Regions from separate parts of the Homo sapiens genome. Here region 2 is linked to region 1. Evidence: chromatin loops called from intact Hi-C (ENCODE). Cell type or tissue: CD14-positive monocyte. All regions are shown on one strand. Each heading gives the region's core, and the rest is flanking DNA. Links, peaks and the distances in the headings are about the cores only. Region 1 has its middle 37 kb from the start of SLC36A4. Region 2 has its middle 9.7 kb from the start of CEP295.

The links. Peaks named below come from ENCODE experiments on the same cell type or tissue, not always from the same donor. Only the 100,000 strongest peaks of a DNase experiment are listed, where the experiment ranks them.
Region 2: a loop joins it to region 1, with 5 times the contacts of the local background. A loop is called at or near these places in 107 of 110 quality-filtered maps.

Annotation. Positions count from the first base shown.
Region 1 is chr11:93,230,191-93,238,901 of GRCh38, forward strand. No RefSeq gene overlaps it. Among named protein-coding and RNA genes, the nearest start is that of SLC36A4, 37 kb to the left of the region's middle. In CD14-positive monocyte, for the core only: CTCF peaks have their summits at 4,629 and 4,830; a DNase peak (open chromatin) is centred at 4,601; H3K27me3 peaks cover 226 bases.
Region 2 is chr11:93,647,612-93,656,322 of GRCh38, forward strand. No RefSeq gene overlaps it. Among named protein-coding and RNA genes, the nearest start is that of CEP295, 9.7 kb to the right of the region's middle. In CD14-positive monocyte, for the core only: CTCF peaks have their summits at 4,689 (motif pointing left) and 4,889; DNase peaks (open chromatin) are centred at 4,640 and 6,820; H3K4me3 peaks cover 698 bases; H3K27ac peaks cover 1,992 bases.

The sequences.
Region 1 (8,711 bases), core at 1,576-6,575:
TGCTACACCCATATCACTAACAAAACAATATTTGTTTGAACTTCTTTTTGTTTTTAGACTGAGGGTGTATATCTAAGTATTGTGTTCAAAGTGACTTGGATTCGGCCAGGCGCATTGGCTCACATCTGTAATGCCAGCACTTTGGGAGGCCGAGGCGGGCGGAGATCAAGACCATCCTGGCTAACACGGTGAAACCCTGTCTCTACTAAAAATACAAAAAATTAGCTGGGCGTGGTGGCGGGCGCCTGTAGTCCCAGCTACTCCGGAGGCTGAGGCAGGAGAATGGTGTGAACTCGGGAGGCGGAGCTCGCAGTGAGCCCAGATGGCGCCACTGCACTCCAGCCTGGGTGACAGAGCGAGGCTCCGTCTCAAAAAAAAAAAAAAAGAAACAAAAACCAAAGTGACTTAGATTCATTCAATTTTTTTCCCTTTCATGCAGTTCTGTCATCTATTTGATATACTCTTAATTTTGTATTTTTAATTCAATTCTAGGCTTCTTTCCTCAGACTTGATTTAATGTTTTAAATATGAAAACACTAGCATGCTTCCAACAGTCAAAACTATATATATATTTATAGAAAAAAAATGGCATAATCAGAGAAGTTTGTCACTCTTTTTCCTGTTCTTTCTACCCTATCCTATGTAAACAATTCTATCAGTTTCTGGTTTATCTTTCCTAAGTTTTTTGTTTGTTCGTTTGTTTTGGGTTTTTTTTTTTTTTTTTGCAACAACAAAACATGGATATACATGTTTATATTCTTTATTTCCTTTTCTTTGTTACCAAATAGTCAGCATAATAAATTCTTTTTTGCCTATGTAATTTGATCCAGAAAAGCTCTGTAACAAGTATAATTTGAGGGCGTGGCACAGTGGCTGACGCCTGTAATCTCAGCCCTTCGGGAGGCCAAGGCTGAAGGATTGCTTGAGGCTAGGAGTTCAAGACCAGCCTGGGCAATATGGTGAGATCTCATCTCTACCAAAAAAAAAAAAAGTATAATTTGAAGCTTCTACCTGTTTCTAAGGGTGGGAAGCCAAGAAAAACAACTTAATGGAACTTTTTGAGAATGGAAAACATGGTCTAGGCCAGTGGTTCTCAAAGTGTGATCATTGAACCAGCTTCATCACAGTACTTGGGAACTCGTTAGAAATGCAAATTTTCTGTCTCCATCCCAGACCTATTGAATCAGAAACTCTGGGTCCCAGCAACCTGACATTTAATAAGACTTTTAGATAATTCTGATATGTGCTAAAGTTTGAGAATCACTGGTCTAGGGTAGTGTAGGAAGGAGGAAGTAGAGAGAATAATACCTACATTTCATTGAGTGTTTACTTTGTATAGGACAGATGTAAGCATCTTATTTATTTGTATTTATCATATAATCCTCACAAGGGCCCCAGCCAGTAGGGGCTACAACCATTCCAAGTTTACAGATGGGGAAACTGGTACGGAGAGGATGAGCAACTTCTTAAAACCACACAGCTAGTAAGCAATGAAGGCTAGATTTGAACCAAGGTAGGCTGGTTTTAAAATCCATGAGCTTAACCATTGCTGTATGCTAATTCTACCTTAGCATCTGATAAAAAGGAGCTAAATTTCCCTTCATAATAGAATTACAGGTTAGCTACCTGCAGGGGGGCGGTAGGGACAGTAAATGAGTGTCTCTGAACTGAGAAAGTTGACAGAAGTGTTTGGCTAGAAGGAAATAAAACAAGTCCCAGGAAATGATGGCTTTGTGAGAAAGTTGGGAATGTCACCAGCAAGACCGTCACTGTGGTAGAGACAGCTGAGGGCCTTTGGCCAGTGCCTTCTGTTATTTGATTTAGTTGTTTCCCATCTTTTTTATTTATTTATTTATTTATTTATTTATTGATGCAGCCCCTCATCATCATCCCCTAACCTTCAGTAAGAGTTTGTTACACATAACAGCAATGTGTTATGGTGCTTTGAGACTTGCAGGTAGAGGGATGGGGTCCTGGTGTATGGACAGCAGTGTGGATAAATCTCAGTAGCTGCAAGAAGCCGGGCAGTGAGCAGGGATAAAGAATTCACTGGGCAAAGGAACTTAGATCCAAGTCTTCCTGGAGGGTATTTAGTGAAGCCACGAGACTCGCCAAAGGTATGATGAGACAGGTATCATGCAGATATCATTTCCCAGGCCTGAGCACTGGCAGACAGAGGCAAAGGCAGAGAGCAAGAGGAAAACAGGGTGTGGGGGTCCCCATATTTCTCATCTGGACTGTACTGGGAACAACTCACTAGGTTGGTAAAAGATTTACAGCCCTTGCTCATTTTGGTCTCTGGGGCAGCTCTCACAGATCTAATGGTGTGGTGTGGTCCAGCAGAGAGAGGCCCTGAGGTTTAGCTTTTCTGAGTCCCTTCAGTTCACAAGTTGAATAGGTGTGGAGTAGAAAGTCAGTAGCTCTGCTACTGGCTCAGCCATTGCAGAGTGAGGTGACTCTCACAGTAGAGGTTAGGAGTAGATTGTCAAGCCAACAGACTGGAGAGCAAATGTGGTAGAGACCTAGGTTTTGCAGCTGGCAGATGCAGGCAGGGGACCAAGCCAGCCAAGGGTCAATCCCAGGATCTGACAGAGCCAAGACAGGGTCTGAGTGACACTAGCACAGACTTTACCAGCACATAGGAGGACAAGAGGCACTTCTCTGGAGACCAGAAGACAGAGAGGACACATTAGAGGACCCCAACTCTTCCCCTGTGCCTCATGTCCTGGAAATGACACCTCCTCCCTGCAACCCCCTACTATCCCCCCATAAACCGAGATGCTAGTTTCGGAACCAAAACAGAAGGAGGGGAGGGCAACCTGAAAAGCTGAACATTTTGCTGGGGATTCTGAGCATTGCCTGATTGAGAATTGTATAAAATATTGGATTGAATGGAGTTTAATGACATTGGACATTAGTTAATTTTCCCACTAGCAGTTGAGGGTTCATGAGGACAAGAGTATAACAACAATATTAAACATTTTCTTTTTTCCTGTGTTCTTAACGAGAGTTTAATGTTGCCACATACACACTGTATTAGTCCACTCTCGCACTGCTATAAAGAACTATCTGAGACTGGGGAATTTATGAAGAAAAGATATTTAATTGACTCACAGTTCCACAGGCTGTACAGGAGGCATGGCTGGGGAGGCCTCAGGATACTTACAATTATGGCAGAAAGCACCTTCTTCACATGGTGGCAGAAGAGAAAAAGAGTGAAGGGGGAAGTGCTACACACTTTCAAACAACCAGATATCTTGAGAATTCACTCACTATCATGAGAACAGCAAGGGAACATCTGCCCCCATGATTCAATCACCTCCCACCAGGTCCCTCACCCAATATTGGGAATTACAACTGGACATGAGATTTGGGTGGGGACAGAGCCAAACCATATCACACACACATAGTTATTCATATGATTAGTTTTAAAATTCCTACCTTCCTCATTAGACTGTAAACTCCTAAGTGCAGGGACTGCCATTTTACTCCCTGCTCTAGCCCCAGTGCAGGAAAGCAGGGATATATCTGCCTTAATATCCGTGGTATCTCCAGCACTGAGAACAGTTCCTGGCATATTGTAGGCACTCAATCAATATTTTTGATGTTGAATTTTGCTCATAACTGCTTTTTGAATGAATTAATCAGTGAAAGAAATGAGACAATCAAGTGAAAGGAATACTAGTCAGTGGTTTCCCTGGATTAACAACGAGAGACAGTGAGGATTTCACAACATAAAAGTACATTTCTATGGAATCATTATTTTATACATTTCCAGACATATTGGACATAATAATACTTTACACGTGTGTAGTGCTTGCAGGTTCACAAAGGGCATTCCGCATATTGTACCATTTGATTCTTCAACAGCCCTGTAAGATAGGTCAGGTATATTAATATTTATTTTGTAGATCAGCTAACTGAGGTTCAAAGAGATTAATCAACTAACCAAAGGTGTAACGCATAGGAATCAGCAAACCCAGGGTTATAATCTAGATTTTCTTGCCCCCAGTTCATTGAGCCACACAGTAACAGCCAGACAGAAGTTTGGGGGACTGGCTAGGAGACAAGTGAGGAAGGTGCCCTGGGTGCTAGTTCATTATTCCCTTCCAGGATGCTGATCAGAATTCACCAGCATTTAAAGCTCCCTGGAGAGAAGTAGGGTCACTAAAGAGGGGAATATTTCAGCTAAAGCATTTCCCTCCTGTGCTGAGGTGAGTGTGCAGGCTTCATGCTTACCCCAGGGGGTCATGCTTACCCCAGGTGGCTCTTCCAGGGCAATGGGAGGGGTGGGGTAGGAACTGGATTCCTCCTCTCCAACCCACACACAAGGAAAAGAATGTGACTCAATTCCTCTGTGTCCCCAAAATTGTGCCATGAAAGTGAGGTTCGGTTTCCTTAGCCAGCCTGCACTTTTAAGAGAAGACTTCATGCCCTTACTTTGCAGTAGGGACTGAGGGCTGCCTGAGCAAGGACTGTGACAGCGTTGAGAGACCTTTCCTTCAAAGAGGAGGCTGCATTGCTAGTGCTTTCACCAGCCTGAAGCTGAGAACCAAAGCGGACATCAGTGTCCTGTCCAATCCTGGCACTACCCAGACTGCCCTCAGAGTGGCAGTGTAGCCTTAATTAGCGGATGCTCAGCAACTGGCTGCCTGGAGGACACAGTAGTGACACTGCTTAACTAGAATGCAGCATCCAGCCTGCACCCTTTACAGATGAACACTGGCATTTCTACTATATAATGCAATTAGGTCTCCCATCATTCATCATTTATTCATTCTTTCAATTTTTGTGTCACTTAGCAGCTATGCATTGAAAGCCTACTAAGTGTAGGAGCTCTACCAGAGGTGCTGAGGATACAAAGATTTTTTTTTTTTTAATAATTTACATGATGCTGTAAGACCTCTGGGAGCTCAATGCTTAGTGAGAGAGAGATTTGAAAATAGCAAATACTATGTAACTGGGGTAAGTGCTTAGCATAGCAGTGGTGGGAAGGAAGTGTTGTGCGATGCAGGACAGAATCCTTCAGGTCTCAGCTTAACTGTGACTTCTGCAGGGATGCTGTCTTTGTCTCCTAGACTAGGTTATGTAACCTCTTTTTTTCTGGTGTCTCAGATCCCTGTCTTTCTCCTGTTCTAACACTCAGCACTCTGTCTGGTTATTCCTTGTTTAATTGTCTATCTGTCCATTATAGATGTAACAAGCTACTCAAAAACAAGATCCATTTCTTTATTATTCTCCCCTATATCCCCAACACCTACTAGAAAGTCTGGCTCATAGTAAGTGCTCAATAAATGCTTGTTGAATGAAGATTAACAGATGTACAATCATTCCATGACATCTCAAGTATAAGAAACATTGTATGTCTTTATTTTTCTATATCAAATCAAATCTTAATTTGCCAAGATTAGTGACAATTCCAATATTCGCTTTTTAAATTTGCTTCCATCTCCTATGGATCATACTAAAATCCCAGTAGGTAAGCAGTTGAGGAAAATGGAAGTGAAAGGTCTCTGTCCCTTACATCTGCCTCTTGGGAAGCACAGGCTGAGATCTAGTCTATTGCTACCAGTCAGGCTTCTTGCGCCAGGCGGGTTATAGTTATACCTCTCACAGCAATCGCTCTACCCCTACGAGCACCACCACCCTCATCTAAGTTGTGTCCTCTTGTGATGCTTGCAAGCGGTGCACAGGTGCAAAGTGAGACCCAGAACACACTGAACATCCCAGCCTTCCCAGTCCCTGGGAAGTCACCTCCAGGATGGGGCCACTCCCCACTTTCCCACCAAGCATCATCCTCCTTCCCCTTGGAAAACTGTCCAAAGCACCTTGGTGGCTCTCCTTGCTATTATCTTGGAAGGAGGAGGTAAAGACACTTTCCAAGTTAATACTGATAAATTCACAGCTTTGAAAAGACAATATATCATTTAATTCTCAACAACTCTCCCTGTTACTACATAAATGAATATGTTATTTTGTGGAGGAATCTTTTAAAGGACATTCCATCTCCCTGTTAGAGGTAATGGAACTTCATACATCAACGAGCATCCATTATTTCTGAGCTAGTAACTTCCTTTGAGTCCCAGAAAAGAATACCTATGTGCTTGTGAGAATTAATGGAGATAATGTCTGACTGCACTTTCAGAACTAGAAGTACTACACAAACGTAGAGTATTGTTGTCATCAGCTAGTGATTTCTATATTCTGCAGCCAGCAGAGAGACGACATGATAAATGACCTCCTTGGGGTCTGTTCCAATTATCCCATGACAGCTTTCCCCCCCTCCCCCCAAACGGTCCTTCAGCCATCCATTATTCTAGAATGCTTTTAACTCCCTAAAAAATCCATGTGTCACTGTTGCTTTCTCTTTCTCTCTTTCTTACTGATTCCTAATTCAAACCTGAGACTGAGGTACTCAAGCCCAAACCACTTGTAAGGGGAATAGACTTTACTGGTCCCTTTTAATTCTAAAATTCCTTGACTTCTCAAAGCTCCTATATGTGAATGAAAGCAAATCCGTTGTCTCTCCTCTTTTCATTCATTCACTCATTTGGATAATATTTATTTAGCACCTATTCTGTGTAAGGCACCATTCTATGCATTTCTCATGTTTATAATTGCCTACACACACACCTATTTGACATTTCTACTAACGCCTGAAATTTAGCACAGTGTTTGAGCTTGCAGTGCTCTCCCACAACCACCACTGTCAATTCTTCCCTCCGAGCCCCACCTACTGGCTACTTCATGTTTTTCTCTGCTTTATCTTGGTGTCCTTGGATGCCTTACCGCTAGTGTGTCTCCACTTCTATGTCAAGGTTCTTGTCTGTTACGGTGTTTATTGTGTTTACATTGTTTGTTCAAGGAGAACATTCAGAAACCCTGAGATAAAATAGTGAGAAACAGAGCATTGAGATAAGTGATGGGATTAAAAACCCAGTGAGATACAAAATTAAATTAAATGTTTATCTCAGAAAGTGGGACCTGCTTTGTTTTATTTCTAGCCAAAGAAATACCAGTCATGACTTATCGAAGCAGAGAGTTAAATCTGGGGCAAATACTCAGGCTTAACGTACACTTCTACATTGTGTGTATAAAGGCACAGTTTCATTCATTTTGAAGAAAGGCGGACCCACCAATATGCTATTTGTACTGTACTCCTCTTGATATCATTCAAATCACTCCTCGCTTGTTTGTCTGGAAACTGACCTGCCCCTTTTGTTGAACGTCTGACTCCCAATTCACATGGTTTGGTGGGAGTGGTCATTTTATAGAATGTGATCCTGTTCTCTAGTCATAGCTTTTATGGACAGGAAAGGTATCTGGCCTGGGAACTTTGGAACTAGGACTAGGAAGGAAGAGAATGGTTTCCCCTGCTTTCCTATAAAACATGTGAGCAGTGGACAGCCATGCTCTGGTATATAGATTGTGAGAGCAGAAAATGATGCAGATGTAGTCGTTGACACATGTTGAGCCCCCAGCATGGGACAAGCACAGCTGGGAGTGCTTGACAAGTATTACATTTTGACTTCTCAGGTGCATTTCACAGAAGAGGGCCTGAGGCACAGAGAGGTTCAGGAAGCTGCCCAAAGTAAAACAGAAGTTAATGGATTTGAGAAATCAACCCAGGGATTCTGGCTCCAGCATCTCTGCATATAACCACTGTGCCCCATAACCTCTGGTCCCCAGATACCAGCTTTCTGGGGCTTGATCCCACCAGTCTCTGGCCAATTTTTCATCATCTGATTATGGCCTCACTTTGCTTGGAACTGTCTTTCTTCTTCAAACTTTGGCTTTTCCCATTTGGAGTGTGATTTTGTCCCTCCCCACATATACATTAACACAATCTCCAGCTACCCAGGGAGAAAAACCTTCCTGGTTCCACATGACCCCCAGGAATGGTGAGGAGCAACTCCCTTGTGAAAGTGGGACCTAAATAAAACCTTGGTAAATGCAGCAAATGGATAACTTTTATTAAGAAAAACTCTTTTTCATGAAAATGGTGCATAAATCCTAAGTGTATAGTTCAATATATATCACAAAATGAACATAGCTGTGAAACCAAGTCAAGATATAGAATGCTACCAGCCCCTCAAAAGACCCCCTCATGCCCTCTGCCAAACACTCTCCCTCTCTCCCATCCTAAAGTGAACCACTTCAAAACTCTGCATTAACTTTGTCTAGTTTTGAACTTTATGTAAATGGAACCCATTATGCATTCTTGCTTATCTGGATTCTTGTGCTCATTGTTAGCTTGTGAGATTCATCCAAGTGGTTCCGTGTAGCTGTGTTTTGTCAGCTTTCATAATGTACAGCATCCTGTTGTAGGAATATACCACAATATATTGATCCATTCTCCTGTTGATGGACATTTAGGTTGTTTCCAATTTGAAGCTATTACGAATGGCGCTACCATGAATGTTATCCTCCATGTCTTTTGGTGAACAAGCGCGTAATTCGTGTTGGGTATATACCTGGGAGTATAAAAGGAGAACTTTTAACCTACAGAACAGGGATTTATGCAGGGATGGTGAATGGGATATACTTGATAGTGGGATCATAGTGAAAACAATTTCTGACAAAGGAGGATATCTTCAGGCTATTGCTCCAAAGAGAGATGTTTTTTTCTTCCATTTAATTCAGGGAAGCTTATAAAAGCCCCTTTGGAAAAAAATGATCTTTGCAGAAGGTGTTCATGAGCAGAGAGCATT
Region 2 (8,711 bases), core at 2,450-7,449, 420 kb after region 1:
TTTAACAAGATACCTTCCCCACAGTGATCCCTATGCAAAGTTTGCAAAACACCACTTTATAGTATTAAAAAATTATGAGGAAGAGTTATAAGATAAAATAGTCCTTATTCTTTAAGATCTCACAGTCTCATTAAGAAGGGGCAAGCTTTATATTATATGTGAACAATTAGAGAGGGCTACAAAGCCCACAAAATCAAATGATAAATAGTGTCCATACTTTTCCAGAAAACAGAGCAATTTAAAAAACAATAGCAGCAACCACATTGTTTGATCATCTTCCTAGGTCTGATTATAATAATCAGTGCTCTCCAAATGTTCTCGCAATCAAGAAACAAAGAATGATAATACATTGAAGTGGAATTAAAGGATGATGTTGTTCAAAACCAGAGTCAATTGTTTTGGGCACAGCTTCTGAACTTCCTGGCAAATCACCTGGACATCTGTGACAATGCAGATTCTGAAACTCCCAGAAAATGTCCATGCTGCTAGTCCACAAACAGTACTTTGAGGAGTAAGGGTTGGGGATTCAGGCCACCCAGGGCCTCTACCAGCAGCCATGTTTACCAGGAATAAATATGTCAGTACACTTTAACCCATCTGTGGGACAATGGATGGAAAGCGCTACCCTAACTCATCCCATTTATACTGGGACGAGAAAGTATTGTTTCTGCACCTGAGGACATCTTTAGTGCCTGATACACAGGGGGATGAGAGGGAGACAGCTGCCTTAGCTATGCTTATGTATAGCACCACTTAGTGGTGATATATGTCAGCCAATACTGCTGAGGAAACAAGGGAAATTGCTGTTGGATATATGATTCTACTGCCTGAGAAGCCTGTCAGTGTAAACTTTTCTGTTTCTCCAGAACCTGTGGAGTTGTGTTCATTTATGTGTCTCTCCTCGGAGCAGAACCTTGTGAGTGCACAGTTTCCAGGAACTATACGATGTTCTCCCTCTGACACCTGCTTTACGTATAGATGTTTAACAACTGTGCCAGCTCACCCTTCCCTGAACTCCCCAAGTAATTGGCTTCATGTCACTTTGCCTTGGTATAGCATTCCTACTCCCCAGATTCATGGTACTATATGTTTGATGGGTCACGTAGTGCTGTACCACCTCCTTCTACCTACTCATGATATAAAACTTTATCAAGACATTTACCTCCAAGGAAAGAATATGCTTAATAAACATTACCAAGAAAGCCTAAGAAGGCTCAATATTCAAATATTCATTCACATAACTATGTTCTTATTGGAGAAATCAAAAACTACAAGGGAAAAATGAATGATTTTGCATTAAAAATTTACCTTCTTTTTGGCAAAAACACCAAAAATAAGATGAAAAGACAAATGCTAAACTGAAAAAAAAATGGCAATTTAAACAAAGATTTAATGCAGAAAGAACAAGTCAGTACAGGAAATAATTGCAATAGAAAAGTGGACAAAGAATAAAATCTAGGAATTCACACAAATGATATATATAAACGGTCAAGAAATATATACAGAAAAACATTCAAATAATCCTAAAATGTAAATATTTGCCTATCAGACTACTAAAGATGAAAAGTATTGACAAAGTTGATAGGTTTTGTCAATACTTTTTCATCTTTAGTAATCTGATAGGCAAATATTTTCAGTTGGGTCAATAGTACTCTGTTGATGGGAACATAAATGGTTGAATGTGTCAAATATGTCTTTAATATTCATACCCTTGGTGTCAGTAATCCCACTCCTAAAAACCTATCATAAAAAGATAACTACACTAGAAGATGAATATTCATTATTTCATCCAACAGATATTTGCTGAGCTCTTATATGTGCAAGGCATTAGATTAGGAGTTAGGGATATTCTTTACTGGGCCAAGAACAAAATAAGCAAAGAAGCATTCATTATAGTCAAAGGAGACAAATGACAAAAACTGTGTGTGTGTGGTGGGGAGGTGTATGTGTGGGTGGGTGGGTGGGTAGTGGTGGTAGTGCTGGTGGTGAGAATGGTCAGGGCAAGAGAAGATGGAATGTCCTGCTCCTACAGGGTGATTAGGAAAGGGCTCTCTGTTAAGGACACATTTGAGAAGAGACTTTAAGGAACCAGGGAAACAAGACATAGAGATACCCATGAAGAGATGATTCCAAGTGAGGGAACAACAGGTGTGGAGATGGGAGCATGTTGGTGTGTCTAAGGATCAGCAAGGAGGCCGGTGAAACTGGAGCACAGTGAGGGAGGATGGAAACTGAAGCAGGTTGGATGGGGCCGAGGGATAGTGCTCTGAGATAATGCAGGACATTGTCAGCCATAGTAAGACCGTGAGGTTTACTTTCAATGAGACAGGCAGAACCGGAGAGCCCTATGCAGAGCAGTGATGAGCAATGACTTGAATTTGTAAAGACCCTCTGACTTCTTGGTAAGCAGAAAAGCCACTTGGAAGCCATGATAATCCAGATAAGATATGATGGGGGAGAGGACAGCAGAGGTGGCTGAAAGTGGTTGAGTTCCAGATACGTTTTGAAGATAGAGCCATCAGGATTTCCTCACGATACAGATGTGAGTTGTAAAAGAAAGGAGTCAAGGATGATTCTGAGATTTGCACTTGTTAGTATTATATTTATTGAGATGGGGAAGCCCGAGGAAGAAAATTTGGGTGAGGTAGACTCAGAAAAATCAAGGGCTTTCCACTTGTCAAGTTTGAGATGTGTCTTAGACATCTAAGTAGAGATGTTAGGCAAGCAGTTGGGTTATGAATCTGGAGTTCAGGGAAAGGTCTAGGTTGGAGATATATATGTGGGAGTAGAATGCTGGGATTTAGTCCTGAGTCCAGATGAGATCACCTAAGGAACAAATGTAGGTAAGGAACAGAAAAGTTCTGAGAATGGAACCCCACGATAGTCCAAGATTTGGAGGTCAGGAAGATGAGGAGAAACAGACAAAAGGGACTGAAGAGCAGTGGCCAATAAAATAGGAGAGCCTCCTAGAAGGTGGTGTCCTGGAAGGCAAACGAATTCCAACAAGTAATGATCAGGTGTCAAGTGCGGTTCAGAGGTCAAGGAAGATGAAGTTGGAGGACAAACCAAGGGCTTGACAACATGGAGGTCATGGTGACCTTGGCAAGAACTATGTGTGGAGGAATGTGGACAAAACCTGATGGAGTGGGTTTAGGAGAAGCAAGAAAAGATGATGCAAGGCTGATAAGAATAAACAACTCTGTCAAGCATTCCAGGTGTCTAAGGAAACAAGAAAATGGGCTGGAGTTGGAGGTGGAGTGATATCAAAGAAAAAAATTTTTTTTAAAAGATGTAGTCTCATTCTGTTGCCCAGGCTGGAGTGCAGTGGCGCAGTCTCGGCTCACTGCAATCTCTGCCTCCTGGGGTCAAGCAATTCTCCTGCCTCAGCCTCCCAGGTAGCTGGAATTACAGGCATGCACAACCACACAGCTAATTTTTGTGTTTTTTTTAGTAGGGATGGGATTTCACCATGTTGGCCAGGCTGGTCTCAAACTCCTGGCCTCAAATGATCTGCTCGCCTCAGCCTCCCAAAGTGTTGGGATTACAGGTGTGAGCTACTATGCCCGGCCCAAAGAAGATTTTTTTTAACGAGATGGGCGTTATTATCTCATATCTGTTTGCTAAAGAAACAGTATAGCACAGAGAGGAAAAATGGCAAAGGAAAAACAGGGACAACTGTTTGATTAAGGGAGATAGGATGAGATCTAATAAATAAAAGAGAAGATACCTTGGAAAGAAGCAAACACAAAGAATTTATTACACAATTGTTTATAGTGGTAAAAAACCTGAAAATTAATAAAAAGTTTATCAGCAGGTACTGGGTAAGCAATTTAAGGGGTTTAAGTACAAAACAACAAAACATAATCATTAAAACTGTTAGTGAAGATTCTATATTTATTTACATGGTAATGCATGCACAATAAAAAGCAAAACGAAACAAAACAAAAACCAGCATAGTCAAGTCCTGACTAAAAATGATTAAAAGTGCTTTATCTACATAAGATTCGAAGATAGTTTCTGCTTTCTTCTTTATGATATTCCATATTATTTTTTACAATAGACACATATAATATGCTTAAAACTCTTTTCTCTCCTTAGAGCCACTGCCTAAGGCAGGCAGTGCCTCTCGCTGAAGCTCTGTTAGAGGCTTTGAATGGTGACTTAATATCAAGTCCTTTCAAGACTTCCTCCTTAACCTATCTACCACTCCCCACAAACAGCAATACAAATCCCAACTCTGCCACGTATTAGCTGCTTGCTTTCGAGCAATGTATTTAACCTTCACAAGCCTATTCCTTCACCCGTAAAATAATGATTTGAAAAATCTGCCTCAGAAGATTGCTGTGTGGGTCAAGGAAGACAATGTAGGTAAAGTGCCTAGCACAGTGCCTGGCACGTAACAGGTACTGAATACCAGGCTGTTGTTACCTGGGTGTGCTACCCTCGTGCACTAACACATTTCGAGAGGATGACAATGGGGGACCCTGCTCTTGCCAGTAGCAATGCTGCTGCCTTTGCTTTTTCCTATTTCTGGTGATGCTGTTCTCCTCTTGTCTGATGCAGGGGAATTTGTGAGAATAGGAAAAGAAAAAATTTCTGAGTCTTCTCACTCGCCCACAAATATTCCAAAATTTGGCTAATCCGCCCCCTAGTGGCAGACATTATAATTTCTGTCACTTTTTTTCCAACTGGAATTGCAAGAAAATACCCATAAAGGATTCATTTGAGATATTTGCCGCATCTCCTACTACCGGCCTTGTCACTACCATGTAAAGGCAGGACAGTGCCTAAACTGGCCCATTGCTTGCTTCCTTATGTTAAGGCTTTGAATGTCTTTCTTAAAATGCAAACATGCGCCTAGGAAGAGTAGTCTAACTGAATCCTTCAGCCTGAACTAGCTAGCCTGAAGGACGAGATGCAGAGTAGATGAGGGTCAGGAGAGGCCATGAGAGGCTAGCCATAAAGGTGAGTCATCAAGGGGGCCTGTGGCTATCTCAGGGGTGAGGAGCAGAAGGCACAGGTGCCAAAAATGCTTTCCCTGCTCCCTCAAAAATCATAAATGTTTATCTAGGAGTCATACCTTAGAACAGAGATGGATGTCATAAAACTAGAACATAGCTTTTTTTTTTTTTTTTTTTGAGACAGGGTCTCAAAAAGTTGCCGTGCAGTGGCGTGATCATGGCTCACTTCAGCATCTATCTCCTGGGCTCCAGTGATCCTCCCGTCTCAGCCTCTTGAGTAATTGGGACCACAGGCACATGCCACCACACCCAGCTAATTTTTTTTTTATTGTTAGTAGAGATAAGGTTTCACTATGTTGCCCAGGCGGGTCTCAAACTCCTGAGCTCAAGTGATCTGCCTGCCTTGGCTTCCCAAAGTGCTGGGATTACAGATGTGAGCCACTATGCCTGGCCTGGAACCTACCGTTCTTGAAGGAAAGGAATGCAAAATTTCCTAGCCCAAAAGGTGACTCTTTTTAACATGTTAGTATGCATTTGTGCTGGCAAAAAGACCCTTAGATTTTGAGTCAAAAGACCAGGGATTGAGTGCTCCTCTTGTGGTTGACAAGATGAGTAATAACAGGCAAGCTATTTAGCCTTTCTGAGCGTGAATTTTGTCATCTGTAGAATGGGCATGATGGTGGTAATTCTGCTCTCAGTGAAATGTGTATGGTTTTGTTTGTTATTTAGGTCTTCCTGAGATTGGCGTGCCGTGACTAGGGTTGAAGGTGAAAGAGGGACATTTACTGAAAAGGTACACACCTCTTCTGACCTGGGCCTGGCGGCTTGATGACATTAGATTGTGAAGCCCTTAGCTCTTTAATAAAGCTGAGGAGAGAATGTGCAGGATGCATAGATCCCTATCAGAGAGCTTGGGGAAAATCCCAAAAGTGAAATCCCAATAGTGAAGTCTTAGGAGCAAAGATGGGAGGGTAGAGAAAAAGAAAGTGGGGGAAAAGGCAGGGGCAGAATAGAAGCTTGAAACTTGCTAAGTATTACTGGAGATGAGATTTCAAAGAAGTAGGATAAGGGCTTTATCTAACGGAGAAAGGTCAACATGAGCCCAAATGTGGAACCCACAGACATGGTGTGAGGGAGATGGAACATGCTGGAGGGGCCTCCGGGAGCTCCAGAAAAGGTGATTCTGTAATGGGTGGTGCATGACTGAAATGGTGATAAGACCATATGCAACAGATCTGACTTCAGAATTGGGTCATCAGGTGCCACTCAATAGGAACAAGTCAAGTAAAAGAGGGTACACCAGGCACAAAGTTTAATCACACCAGACATATAGTGGAAAAGGCCTCCCTACTAGCCAATGAATTAAAGCCCAGAATTATTTTTTAAGCTAGATCATACTACAATAATCAGGACATGGATCTGAAAAACAGTCTATTATTTGTGAGTACATACATTCTTTCATTTGTTCATCAGATATTTATTGAGGATTACCTATTGTTCTAGCCCCGTAGAGATGCGGTTTCCTTCAAGGTAGAAGGTGTGATTAAAGTTTAGCAGAGAAAGTTCAGGATACCTACAGATCACAGCTGGCTAGAAGAGAAACACATATAGCATAGACCATTGTTCACACAAGAACTCAGTAAATATTTATTGAGTGATATGTTTTGGCTCTGCATCCCCACCCAAATCTCACCTCGAATTGTAATCCCCACATGTTGAGGGAGGGACCTGCAATTCCCATGTGTCGAAGGAGGGACGTGACTGGATCATGGGGGTGGTTTTTCCCATGCTGTGCTCATGATAGTGAGTGAGTTATGGTTTTATAAATGTTTGGAAGTTCCTCCTTCGTGCTTCTCTCTCTCTTCTGCTACCCATGTAAGACTTGCCTGCTTCCCCTTCCACCATGATTATAAGTTTCCTGAGGTCTCCCCAGCCATGCAGACTGTGAATCAATTAAACCTCTTTTCCTTATAAATTACCCCATCTTGGGTATTTCTTAAGAGCAGTGCAAAAAAAGGAATAATACATTGAGTGATTGGGGTGGAGTCAAATACAATGGGGTGAGCAGAAAGGAATGGGAAGGGTATGGACTTTACTGTTAGAAATGTCTGGGTAAAAACCCCAGCTCTGTCACTTGAGCCATGTAATACCAGGCTACTTAAGGACTCAATAAAATGGTAGACATTAGAATTTGTAAGACAACATTTGCCTTGAAAGATGGGTAGCTTTTAGATTTGTGGCTATGAAGGGAAGGGCATTTTTATCTCACTACTTATCAGTGCATACTTAGCTTGATGCTCTCAGGAATCATCCTTTCCATAGACAAGCTCACATTTTAAGCCAGCAGCACAGCAGGCATACTAGGAAGATGTGGGCAACACTTGGAGTCACACAACAGTAATTCCACACTAATAAGAAGCAACTATTCCACCTACTTTGCCCATGCAAAATATTATGATTTTATACTGCGAAATCCTGAGTTGGGAGTCATATGAACAAACGGGGTTGTTTCAAGTACTTCACAATCCTTGCACTAGCTTCAAGAGGAAGTGTTAGGACTTAACTGTGTTCCTCAGGAAACCATATGTTGAAATCTCAAGCCCCAACACCTCTGCATGTGACTTTGTTTGGAAATAGGATCATTGCAGATGTAATTAAAGATGAGATTATACTAGAGTAGAGTGGGCCCCAAACCTAGTATGACTGGTGTCCTTGGAAAAAGGGGAAATTTGGACACATACACACACACACACATACACACACACACACAAACACACACAAACACACCCACACACAGGGAGAACGCCATCTGAAGCTGAAGGCAGATATTGGGATGACGCATCTGCAAGTCAAGGAACTACCAGAAGCTAGGAGGTTTAGAACAGACCCTTCCCTAGAATCTTCAGAGGGAATATGGCCCTGCCAACAGATACTTTGATCTCATACTTCTAGCCTCAAGAATTGTGAGATAATTAACATCTGTTGTTTAAGTTACTCAGTTTGCAGGACTTTGTTATGGCAGCCATAGCAAACTATTAAAGGAAGTCTTTACAGTTTTTAAGAAAGGAGAGAGAGAATGTTTGGGGTAGAAACAAGATACCCTGCCCAAGGAGGGAAAAGCAAAAATGCAAGGAGACAGCTGAAGAAAACGACCCCCAGAGATGAGTGTCTGAGGCTGGATCAGATGTGTAGATAATACTGAGAGGGAGGAAGTTGAAGAGACAAAATTTCCTTTGAACAACAATACATCATAATGACTCTAAGAGATAAGATCTGTACATAGGAGACTTATACTGAAGGGTCTGCTATAATGCAATGAGAAAACTAAGCTTGTGGTTAGGAAATATCACCAATTCACCTGTTGATTCCAAAATGTCCAGTATAGCATCGAGCTTATTTACCTCATATAGGGCTTTGTGTAGAACAGTGTTTCTCAAACTTTCATGTGTATACACATTGCCTGCAGATCTAGTTAAAACACAGATTCTGGTTCAGCAGGTTTGGGGAGAAGCCTCAGAGTCTGCATTCCTAACAAGCTCCCAGGTGATGCCAACACTGCTGGTCCTTGGACCACCCTTTGGGTAGCAAGGGTGTAGGTTACAGTTATGTTCACAGGTAAATGAAAATAATTTTGGACAAAGGGAATGCTAAGTAAACAGAACTGATTGATGTTCTTGTTCTCTGTAAGCTGGATCAGTTCAAGTGAGTCAAATGGCAGTAACAAAGAAATGGTGGTACGGCAGTCACCTG